Regions from separate parts of the Homo sapiens genome. Here region 1 is linked to region 2. The links are chromatin loops, found by intact Hi-C in ENCODE. Cell type or tissue: PC-3. All regions are shown on one strand. Links, peaks and the distances in the headings refer to the core of each region. The heading gives the core; the rest is flanking DNA.

Region 1 (5,846 bases), core at 680-5,679, 120 kb after region 2:
TGATTTGCACAGATTACTATGTGGCAAAGCCTTGCAACTTGCTTTAAGCTTCTGTGTGTCAGGAAGGTAAGCAGGGATTTCAATTCTCTCATGGGCTCTTGAGTGGATAGAAGTGTTGAGTAACAAAACACACCTTTTCTTTGCACCTGCTTTAACTGAAGAATTCAGGAGGCTAAAGAAATCGGCTTCCCTTCCTTTCCCCATTCTGTAATTTTTCATCCACCAAATAGGATTGGATAATCAAAATAAATGATATGAGACCCTCATTTCACATTTTATGATAATATCCTCCAAAGGATGCTTGTTCACTCTTAACAGTATCTCTTGGTTACCATGACAAGGAAGAATGGGAAAACCACTCTCACATTGAAAGGAATCCCTTGTTTGTTTCGTTGTTTTGTTTTGTTTTGTTATTGAGTTGTACTACTGTTAACAAAAGACATCACAATGAAGCACATCTCATCTAATAACCCTTGTGTAGCTCTAGTCATGTTAGTGGTTCTGTAGCCCTGGTGCCATCCAAGCTCCCCAACAGAATCTCCCATTGCCACTGAAGTCCAGAGACCCAGAATGTGAAGTAAAACTGGTCCACAAAAGAAGCTGTTTTTCGTGGCCACACTGCAATCTCTGACATTCAGCAATTATCTAGGATCAGGCAAATGGGCAGAGAGGGACTCCTTCCCCTCCTGGTATCCTAAGTGACAGCTGCTCCATGTCACCAAAGCTCTTTTTTTTTTTTTTTCAGATCAAATCCCCACTTCATGAAAACTAAAATTTAAATTAAAATGTCTGTTTTGGGGGATGGATTATAATTATATTTCTATTCAATGATTCATATATAATCTTTGGTCTTACAGAAATATCTTAAAACTTCCACATTTTTCATCAATATTTTTCTAGCAGCATAGGGTTTGTGTTCAGCCATTTGTGAAGACTTTTACACATAATTATTTTTCATTTGAAATGCCTTCTGAGAAGAATAATAGTAAAAGTATGATTAATTAAACAATTACAGAGTGAGTCAATTTCTTGATTTCAGGTTTCTGATGAAGATAGAATTCTCCCCAGCCAAATTTCCAGTGAACTCTCCAAATTATTAGAATCAGGGGAAATACATTTTTATTTCTGGAACCAATATTAAAGGTAACTCATATTAGCTAGATTTTTCTCTGAGAATGAACTAAGTTTGCAGGAACTCCATATATATGTGTGCATAGATAGATAGATAGATAGATAGATAGATAGATAGATAGATAGACAGAAAGACGGACAGGCAGACAGATAATCTCCAAGAAGCCCCGAAGAAACCTGCCTGCTGCATTTCTGCATTGCTTTCAACCAAAAGCCCTGTGGGAATAAGGCAATACCAACACTGTGATGCATGATTGGTCTCAACCAGTATTTAAACAAATGAAGGTCTGGGAGGAGACAGGATGTGGGAGAGACCCCCACCACAAGCCCACCACCTTCACCTGTTGACATTAAAATATCCTCAGCTCCCAGGTCTGTGTTTTCAATTCATGTATATTAAATGATTCAGAGTCTGGCAGGAGGAAACACTCGTAGGAGTGTTTTGTTTAGTTGTGTTTCGTAGCTGCGATGTTTTGAAAATCAGGTTTTTTTGAGAGCACATAGCTAGATAACAAAACTGGCACAGAGTTCCAGGGTTGAAGACAGAGAAACTGAGAAACAAGCCATGGGACCTGGATTATGTGGGTCATACGGACAAGAATGCATGCGTGGTATCTTCTCACAGTGTTCAGGGACTTGTTATTGCTGTCACTGTTTTTAAATGTGATTTCTGTACAGATTCACTCAGTGTGACTACATCTGGATTGTTCAACATTGTTCAGTATTTCCTCTTATGACCTTAAGAAGAAGAATAATTTTGTCAAGGAAAGTGCTAAATTAATAGGGTATTTTTAATGTACTTAGACTTTGAGAAATTTTTGATGATTTCTGAAAAGTTTAATAATGCCATCTTAGGCAGAGAATAGTTTCTCATACATCCATGAAGAAAAAAAAATGAATTAAAACTCAAATCTTAAGCAAACATAAAGGATGAATTTATTTAATATCACAAAGAGTAAATTACCATTTGTTCAATGGTAATAATTGCTTTAGAGGGGGAAAAAACAGGATAGAAGGACTAGCAAGTGCCTGAAGGGTAAGGATTGTGGGGTGTGGTTTATAATTTTAAAGTGGCTGTTTGGCCTGCAGGGTGGCTCACGCCTGTAATCCCAACACTTTGGAAGGCTGAGAGGAGAGGGTCACTGGAGCACAGAAGTTCAAGACTGCAGTGAGCTATGATTGTACCACTGCACTCCAGCCTGGGTAACAGAGTGAGAGCCTATTTCTAAAAAAATAAAAATAAGTTAAATAAATACATAAAGCAGGTGTTCAAGGAAGTGAACTGCAAAGTGACATTTAAGCAAAGACCTGAAGAAGGTAACAAAATATATAGAAAAATATTTCATTTTTACTTTCCTTTCAGAAGCAGATAAAGTAATTGATAAGTATTTGCAAAGAGCAATATTAGAATAATTCATTTCTTTAGGCATTACCTGAGAAAGATGTAGACAGACTACTGGAGACCTGTAATCACCTCGAAGGCTGGACCTGGATGAATCTTCTGTAAGATCCTAGCAACTTCAGCTTTGTTCAGGGTAGTTTTAGGATTCTATGTAACTTTGTTCCCCCTTTTTGCGAATTAGGAATGTAGTCCTTCTATGTTTGTATACTTAAGGACTTTTATTTAATAAACAGAAACATCCCATTCTCTGGGCAGTATAATAGCAACAAGAACAGTGTACAGAGTCCCAGAGTGGAATTGAAAGCCAAGTTTTGGGCTGAGTGGCCCCTTAGTAGCCTTAGGACTCAGAGCAACACATTTAATTTATCTGTGTCTCCGTTTTCTCATCTGCTAAGCGGTAAGTAGATATCATCGTCCTCAAAGTTTTTTTGTAAGTTGCAAATGTTTATGATTTCCAAAATTCTGTTATTTTACCACTTGTTTCTGAGCCTTTGCCTGAAACAGAGGGCAGCAGGATAGCAACTGCCTTGTGGAAAGTTCTGTGGGTGACTCAACAGGCCAAACAAGGAATCGGGAACATTCCTTTATACCTGTGCCCATGTAAATCCTCTCCCTGAGTTTTCAGCTATAGTCATTTATTGCACAACCTGTTAGTGACCTTGCCAAAGTCCTCCTTATCCATTACTCAACCCGCGTGCCAAGCTGCTTCAGCTCCTGCTATTGTTTCCCAGGAGTTTATAGCTGCCCTTCATTGCTCGAAGCTGCACTTTGAAGTGTCCTCACACTTGTGGTTGTCCTGTTTTATCTCACCATGCCCAGATTCCGGGAATCCTAAGGTAATCCCTCATCTAGAAGGTCAGTGAAAATTTGGTGTGGTAGGTCTTACTGAAGAATTAAATGGGCCGGGCACGGTGGCTCACACTTGTAATTCCAGCACTTTGAAAGGCCAAGGCGGGTGGATCACCTGAGATCAGGAGTTCAAGACCAGCCTGGCCAACATGGTGAAACCCAAGCTCTACTAAAAATACAAAAATTAGCTGGGCGTGGTTGTGCATGCCTGTAATCCCAGCTACTCTGGAGGCTGAGGCAGGAGAATTGCTTGAACCTGGGAGGCAGAGGTTATAGTGAGCTGAGATTGCACCACTGCAGTCCAGCCTGGGCGACAGAGCCAGACTCCATCTCAAAAAAAAAAAAAAAAAAAAAAAGAATTAAATGAAGACTGGCTGTATTCTGGCAGTGTAATGGTGTTATTTATTTACTTTCTTTGATTTTGGTGCAAAAGGATGTTTGCTGTTTAGCAGTGCTCAAAAGTCCAAAGTTCAATTTAATATTCCATTTACTCTTTCCTGCTTTTACAAAGACTACTGATGAATATATCAACCCATATTGGTCATCTTTCTTTTCTGAAACAAGGAAGCAGTATTGTGGTATAGCAGAAAGAGCACAGGTATAATGTGGAGATGAACAAATTGGATTTGAATTACAACTCTGCATTTTACTTGGCTGGGTATGTGGAAAGGTACTATTGCTGCTACAACTGAGTATTGATGGTAATAATTTTATGCGTGTGTATATTCCTCACTACTACCTGATAAGGTTTCATTTTCTTTAAAATACAGATTGTAATATCCATTTCACAGAATTTTATGAAAATTAGTAAGAGAGAATATGTGTATAAAACATTCAATCACTAAATGCCCAACGTTTCAAACATACTAGATTTCTCCTTTTGAACGTTTTTATTCAATATCGTTAGGCTTAAAACAATTATTTTATAATTATTTCATGCCTATAAATCTTGTCTCAGTAATCTCCTAATAAAATTTGTAAAAAAAGAACCAATGCCACACATTTCTTTAGTGTCTCCAGTGCAGTGTCTGAACTACTTGAGGACTTTTTAATCTGTTCATAATTTTCAATTTAACGTTAGCATGTTAAATTCTTAGCATTTAACACAGTGCCAGGCACATAAAACTTGCTCAATAAATATTTTATGAGTAAGTGGGCTTCCTCATTTATTTGCCCATGAATCTCTTCAAATTCATGGGTCCAATTAACTGCCCTTAAATTAGTTTTCTTTCAATCAAAATTCCACTGGAATTTTGCTTGGCTGGCCATAGTCATCTGGACCTATCATAACTTGCTTCGGAGTACCTCAGATCATCCAAGGCTTCTAGGCCCACATTCTGGAATACATTAGGTTCTGTTCTAGTGCTTTAAGGGAGTTAGACTGCCCAGAAAGTGACAATCACATACAAGGATGTGTTTTAAATTTAGGTAGTGGTATATATATTCTCATATAAGAGATATATCCAGGCTTAACCCCATGCCAAGTTCCATTAAAAGTCATCATTGATTATTTTGTCACCCATTGCCTTATAATGTCGCAATCTTTCTACTCCTTAGCTCAGCTAGGTCTGAGTTCTTGTCTCACAACCAGGAAGAATTAGGCACACGGACACCAGAGAATGAGTGGAGTAGAATGTATTAAGTGAGAGGAAAGCTCACAGCAAAGCAGCGATGCGGAAGATAGTTCCCTTACCCAAAGGCAGAAAAGTCCCTTCCCTGTGGCTGGGTCTGGGTCCTCTTATGCACTCAGAATGGGTAGCGCATGCTGATTGGTTTGTGAGTAGGCAAAACACGTTAAAGCAAAGGCATCACTCAAAGGTGGGCACAACAGTGTAGAAAACCAATTAGGAAATGATAGTTATATGTAAAATAGGTGAAGGGTGGGGACCAATAAGAGGAAAGTGCACCAAATGAAAAGACAGGTTCTCAATCCATTCTGAGGATTTAACTGGTAGCTTGGCTTTCAGGCTTTAATACTGCCTTTGGCTTGGAGGTGGGGTTTTCTTGGGGACCCACCCCTATCTGCCTAGCCATGTGGCTGCCTCCTGCCGCTCTCAATAGGTAGTTAAATAATCTGTATACCAAACTCCTGTAACACACAATTTACCTATATAACTAACCTGCACATGTACCTCTGAACCAAAAATACAAGTTAAAAAAAAGTCAACATTGTTCCAAATATAACTGGCAAATGTCCAAGAAGACAATCTATGTTCCTTAGGTTGCCCAACTTGGTTTTTTTCAATAATATTTTTAATATTTTTGAGGAAAACTTCTGCTACATTTTTGCTCATATATCTAAGAATCACAATGAAAGTAATGATTGCTGAGTGGTTTGCTATTTTGGGATCTTTTTATTTGTATTCCTTGCACTAAAAAGAAGAGAGGAAGGTCAAGTTGTCAGTCATCTAAATAAATATAATGAGGTAAATTTAAATGTATTGAGCAACTATAAAAAAAATGT
Region 2 (5,846 bases), core at 638-5,637:
CCAGGGGCATTGCAACCTCAGTGAAAATGGATTTCTATTACTTAGAAGATGAGAATAGCTATTGGGTAGCAATGAGCCATCTCTGCTAAAACTCAGAGAAAACAAGCTAACTAGGAGTTCAAGAGTTCTTTTTTATGTCCTTCAAAAACACATTCGTCTTGAGAAATAAGTCTAGGTTTTTAACCACCTTTTTGTTTCAAGCATGAGTAATAAGTCCATTTTATTGACTATAAAAGTATATTGACATTCTTTCTATTTTGAAAGTTAGGCATCTTAGTGTGCTTTGTTTTTTGTAATGGTTTCTGTGTATCTTTACTGGAGTCTTTAGCTTCCCCCTCTCTTTACTCCTCTTTTGAGATTCAGACTTACTCAACCAGAACAGCATTTTTGCTGGTTCTCCAACCATGTTGAGTTACATTCACTTCCAGATTCTTAAGTCATAGAATTATGAATCTTTTTATTTTTGACAAATGTCTTCTGTGAGTATTCACGAGGGTGTATCTGACCAGTAAGCAATTTTCTTTTCCTGCCAGTTTCTCGCCCCATTTTCCTTCAGTGTGATTTGCTGGCAGCTTCCATCCCTTCCTCCTAGGGCTGAGCACAGGACCCTGGTCTGGTTAGTATGTTCTCCTTTCCTGTTCAATGGTTGCTTCAGGGACAAACAAATGACTCAACCAACGTCTTTTACTGAAACCCCTGCAAGGGGGACTGTCTCTTTTTCTGAGATTGTTGAGGGGCCATCTCTAACTCCTCAAAGAGAAAGAAAAAGAGCTTATGTTAGAATGAGACCAACACAGAGGAAAAGAAAGCTGATAGATGGATTAAGCAACTTTTCTGGGGACATCTTTGTAGAACTTGAATCTAACCTGCCTAATGCTGTATCACTCCTTGATTTTTGTGTTACACATGCCGATAAAGATACCTTTCTCCCTTTAAGCCAGTTTCAGTAAATTTATGCAACTTGCACCTAAATGAGTCTCCATCAATTCAATTTGGTAACTTCTTCTGGGCTCCTATTCATTCTACTAGCTAACTCCTTTTTCTTATTGAAGTGTACCAGCTTTATGAGATACACATGACCCTACATGTGCTAGATAAATTACATAAAGTGGTATGAAATAATTCTATCCCAAAACCTGCTGATGTCTGTTTAATGGTGCTACTGAGAAATAATCAGGTTCTATATTGACATGAAATAAAGGAATTCAGTTCAACTTGAATGCAATTGCATCAGTTTGTCTGCTGTCACTCCTTAGCACACAAAGAATGCAGAGGCAACTGACCAGACACGTAACTGCGTACCAGAGAGAGGGAAAAGCAGAATGAGGCACAAACAAATGCATTTCAGAGAATGCAGGTATGTTCCCAGTTGTTCTTTGAACATTATTAATGCTATCAAAACACGTTTTCAAAATGTTTTGAAGAAAATTAAAATCTCTTCCGAAATCAGGGAATCATGTCTGTGTTCCATGAAACTTGACCTTTGAGCAATTATGGAAAACAACAAGGAGTTTGTCAATATTAATAAGGATCTTGATATAGTTAATCTACAGTTAATTATTCAATCTAAAATAACAACGAACATGGAGAAAGGGAAGCAAAACTAACATTTGTTGAGGTCAGTTATGTACTAGGTATGGTCTAGCTTTCTTTCATGCAGAATTTGATATTAAAGAAAGCAGAGGCATTTTCAAAGCCATAACTGTCTAAGGAACATGAATATGTAAGGAAAATGGTAATATAGTGCCTGATACATAGGAAATATTTGATAAATTATAGCAAATATGGTTATTGTTGATGATGATGATGACATGCAAATACCTGGATAAGATAAACCCTCCTGGAGCACTGAGGTTGGGGTTCTTAGTAACCTGAACAAAGAGGCCAGGTACACAGTGGCTCTTGTATTCTAATTGAGGGGAATAAAATATCTGCACCATTGTCTTCTAAAGGCAAATATTAAAATGAATATTCTGAAGTTTATAGTACAGTGAATCAGAATCCTTAACCATAGAGCAAAAGTCATTCGTATTTTTCACAAGCTCCCTAGGAGGTTCTTGATGTCCATTAAAATGTGAAAATCTTGGTCTGGGGGAAGGGGATTGACACGATGGGAAGGAGAGGATGTCACTGTATTTCATTGACAGTTAACTTCCCTCTTTTTTTTTTTTGAATATAATTTTTGTTTTTATTTCAGATTCAAGGGGGTACATGTGCAGGTTTTTACCTGGGTATATTGTGTGATGCTGAGGTTGGGGCTTCTAATAATCTCGTTGCCCAAGTAGTGAATATAGTACCCAATAGGTAGCTTTTCAACCCTTGTTCCTGTCACTACCTCCCCACTTTTAAAATCTCCATTGTCTGTAGTTCCCATCTTTGTGTCCGTGAGTACCCAATATTTAGCTCCTACTTATAAATGTGAATATGCAGTATTTGGTTTCTGTTTCTGCATTAGTTTACTTAGGATAATAGTCTCCAGCTACATCAATGTTGCTGTGAAGGACATGATTTCATTCCTTTTTATGGCTTTGTAGTATTCCATGGTATATATGCACCACATTTTCTTTATCCAAGTGACCACTGCTGAGCACCTGGGTTGATTCCATATCTTTGCTATTGTGATAATGCTGCAATAAACATATGAGTGTAGGTGTCTTTTTGGTAGAATGATTTATATTCCTTTGGGTATATACCCAGTGATGGGATTGCTGGGTTACATGGCAATTCTGTTTTTAGTTCGCTGAGAAATCTCCAAAATGCTTTCCACAGTTGCTGAGCTGATTTGCATTCTCAACAGTTGTGTTGTGTTTCCTTTTCTCCCCAACCTTGCCAATGTGTTATTTTCTGACTTTTTAATAATAGCCATTTGGACTGGTGTGAGATGGTAATCTCATTGTGGTTTTGATTTGCATCTTCTGATGATTGGTAATTTTTGAGCACCTTAACTTTGAAAATCTTCTAAATTAATTTGACATCACCAGAAAATAATTTCAGAACAGTTTCAATCCAATATTATTGTTTAATCTTTCAAGTCTGACAAACATTTCTTTCCAATGAAAGCACAATCTCAATTTACTAAGCAACCATAACTATGAGGCAAACACACTATATTTTTAATGTGCGCCGTATCCTGGGGGTTAAAGATTATATGTCTCAATTTAACATATTTATTTACTTTCTTTTCCTTTCCTTTTTTCTTCCCTTTCTGCCTCTCTCCTTTTTCCATTCCCTCGCAGTCACTCTTTTTTTTTTTTTTTTTTTTTTTTAACCTTCCTTTCTGTTTTCCTCATGGTGCAGTGTTTCAGTGTGACCAGCAGAGGACACTATGCTGCAGCAAGTCTGGGCATCAACTATCTAAAAGATAAATTGCTGATTGAATTCAAAGAAGATAGATTAAAACAAGCTTGTAAATGTTGTTAAATACATGAATGCCTACTGCATTTTAATTATGGTGATTTACATGGACCTACCATGATCACGTACTTCATAAAACAAACTTTGCCTTAATAGCTGCACTTAACGATGTACTCTTTCCTTTATGAGAATTTAATTCTCTGAATATGATATGTTTTTAAAATAAGACAAACTCAAACCAGTTGCCAATAGATCCTCAGCTCCTCCTGAGGTCCTTGTTTTATGGGTCTGTTCTACTGTGTAATTGTTTAGTTTAACTTGGTAAACATGTCAGTTTTCCCAGGATAATTAGGTGGATAAACAAAATGTTCAAAAAGAAATGGAGCCAATTAGACTTTTTATCAAAGACATACACACAAAAAAGGCTTTACAAATGAGTGGACTTTTCCTTAGAGGTTTGATCTTAAATTAGAGTTCCTGGAATTTACAAGGGACCAAGGAGGCAGTTTTCCTAAATATAACGAAATCTTAATTATCTGGGGAGGAGAGCAAATGAAAGACACAAACTCTCACATGCTTTGAAATCATACTTGGGTGGGAAATGCAGAGAGGCATGAGTTCAGTAAGAGCATAATTTTATCCCCACCTGCTCACAGCCACTTTTAAACAGGTTGGGCAACTGGAAGAGAATGCCCTGTGACTTTGGGTAATTTTCTTAGAGCTAGCTCAAAGTAGACAGGTACCCAACATATTTTTAATACTATTAAATAGGTGGCAGTACCTGTTGTGGACAGTTGTGTGTTGTATAGATGGAGACTTCAACAATTGTTTGTTCTAAAATCAACAGTCCATTAATATATTGGGTGCTCTTTCTGTAGAGCTTAACGGTGTTTTAAGAACCATATCACTTTATTCTATTTCTTATTTTTGGTCATTGAAAATAGACTCTTATTTGGAGTGTAACATATGATCTGACTTCTCTATCCAGATTTTGTCTCATGTTTTCTGCTACTTCTCTATAAAGATAGTTTGGTCCTCAGGTGTTGGTTTATGTTGCTGTGATTCAAGACTTGGTTCTATTAGTACAGAATCCAGACATACGTTTGTTTCTCTTTGAAAAATTTCATAATGTAACCCAGTGAATAAAATATTTACCAATATTTTTTCTTTATCACTTCTTACCACAATTTTTCCTAATTATTATTCTTTTTTAATTCTGGAAAGCCACTCAAATAAAATATCTTCAGAATTAACAAAATAAGTTTCTAAATTTAAGGATTCCCACAACTACCTCCTGATTATATAGTAATATTATATAGATACTGCCACTTCTTCACACTTTAAGCTTGTGTACATTCTCTAAATTTCTGTATTTTTATGAGCTTCATTTGGGGTGGTAATAAAATATGATCCAGAAAAAAAGCCCTTTTATTCTGTAATTATAGTCTCTGTTTTTCTACATAGTTCTCTCAGGATTTCTTCACCTTGCTTCCAGGCTTGTCTGAATTTCTAACTGCTTTTTCTATTGGTTGTCTCAAAGTCTCAGTATAGTACTAAAGTGCTTTCTATTTGTTGCTATATCCATTACCACTGACAACCTCAGAAATCTTTGTCTCTTGGGTGCCATAGCAATAGGCTTGACACAGCTACCCAGTGTCTTGTGAGATTAATTCATCATGCATTTAGGACAGTAAACTGTTGTTTGACATGTAGGAATTAATAAGTGGGTAGTGTACAAAGCCTTTTGTTTTTATTTGTGGAGGGGACTTTAAAAGGGAAAAGCTAGGATCATAGTCTAGGCCATGTATAGAAAAGATTGCTTGACAGTAGTTACGGGGTAATGCCTGAGAGTCCTCATGTTTGAGACTGGTGTGTGCTAAGTGTAATGATGTAATCTGAAGAGAGGGTGGCCGCTTCTCTCAAAATGGTTTTATGCTAGTTTTACCTTTCTAGAGACCCACATCTACACTCAATATTGCAGCCCTTGAACCAGCAATCTAGGGACACATTTTCTAAAGAGTCCTTAAATAGTTTGATGTCTTTACAAGGATTTTTTAAAATTTTACTTTTTTTTTTGCTTGTCTTTAAAAAATGAAACAGCTGTATTTTGAATAGAAATTTGAGAATAGCAAGGTATCAATAAATAAATAAAAATCATCCTAAATAAAAAACCAAGGAAAACCCAAAACCCTATTCAAGTTTGAAGATGTAAAAAAAAATATATATATATATTTGGGTAGTTGGGTCGGCAGATGGGCAGAGACTTTGCTATAAAAATGTGATCATACTATAGTGCTATTTTAAAATAATGAGTTTACATTTAATTTTACTACAATTTAACAGAAGAAAGAAATGAAAGGAACTGAAGAAAATGCTACACTTCAGATAAAAGTTTCTTTACTATAAAAGGTACTATGCTATAAAGAATCTCAGATTTTTAAAAATACATTTAAAAAACCTACCTATGGGCTGGGTGGCATGGCTCACACCTG

What was found. A loop is a pair of places that touch in the nucleus more often than their neighbours do. Peaks named below come from ENCODE experiments on the same cell type or tissue, not always from the same donor. Only the 100,000 strongest peaks of a DNase experiment are listed, where the experiment ranks them.
Region 1: it touches region 2 in a loop (4-fold over the local background); 5 of 110 quality-filtered maps call a loop at or near these places.

The regions. Positions count from the first base shown.
Region 1 is chr7:17,096,475-17,102,320 of GRCh38, forward strand. LOC124901596 (a long non-coding RNA gene) reads right to left here and starts at 3,035. Exons shown (of 2, transcript XR_007060240.1): 1 at 2,565-3,035. It overlaps LOC107986772 (a long non-coding RNA gene), which reads left to right and starts at 3,330. Exons shown (of 3, transcript XR_001745107.2): 1 at 3,330-3,388. In PC-3, for the core only: no CTCF peak of the experiment used is centred there; a DNase peak (open chromatin) is centred at 3,197; H3K27ac peaks cover 3,082 bases.
Region 2 is chr7:16,979,494-16,985,339 of GRCh38, forward strand. No RefSeq gene overlaps it. Among named protein-coding and RNA genes, the nearest start is that of AGR3, 100 kb to the left of the region's middle. In PC-3, for the core only: CTCF peaks have their summits at 3,319 (motif pointing right) and 3,520; no DNase peak of the experiment used is centred there; H3K27ac peaks cover 957 bases.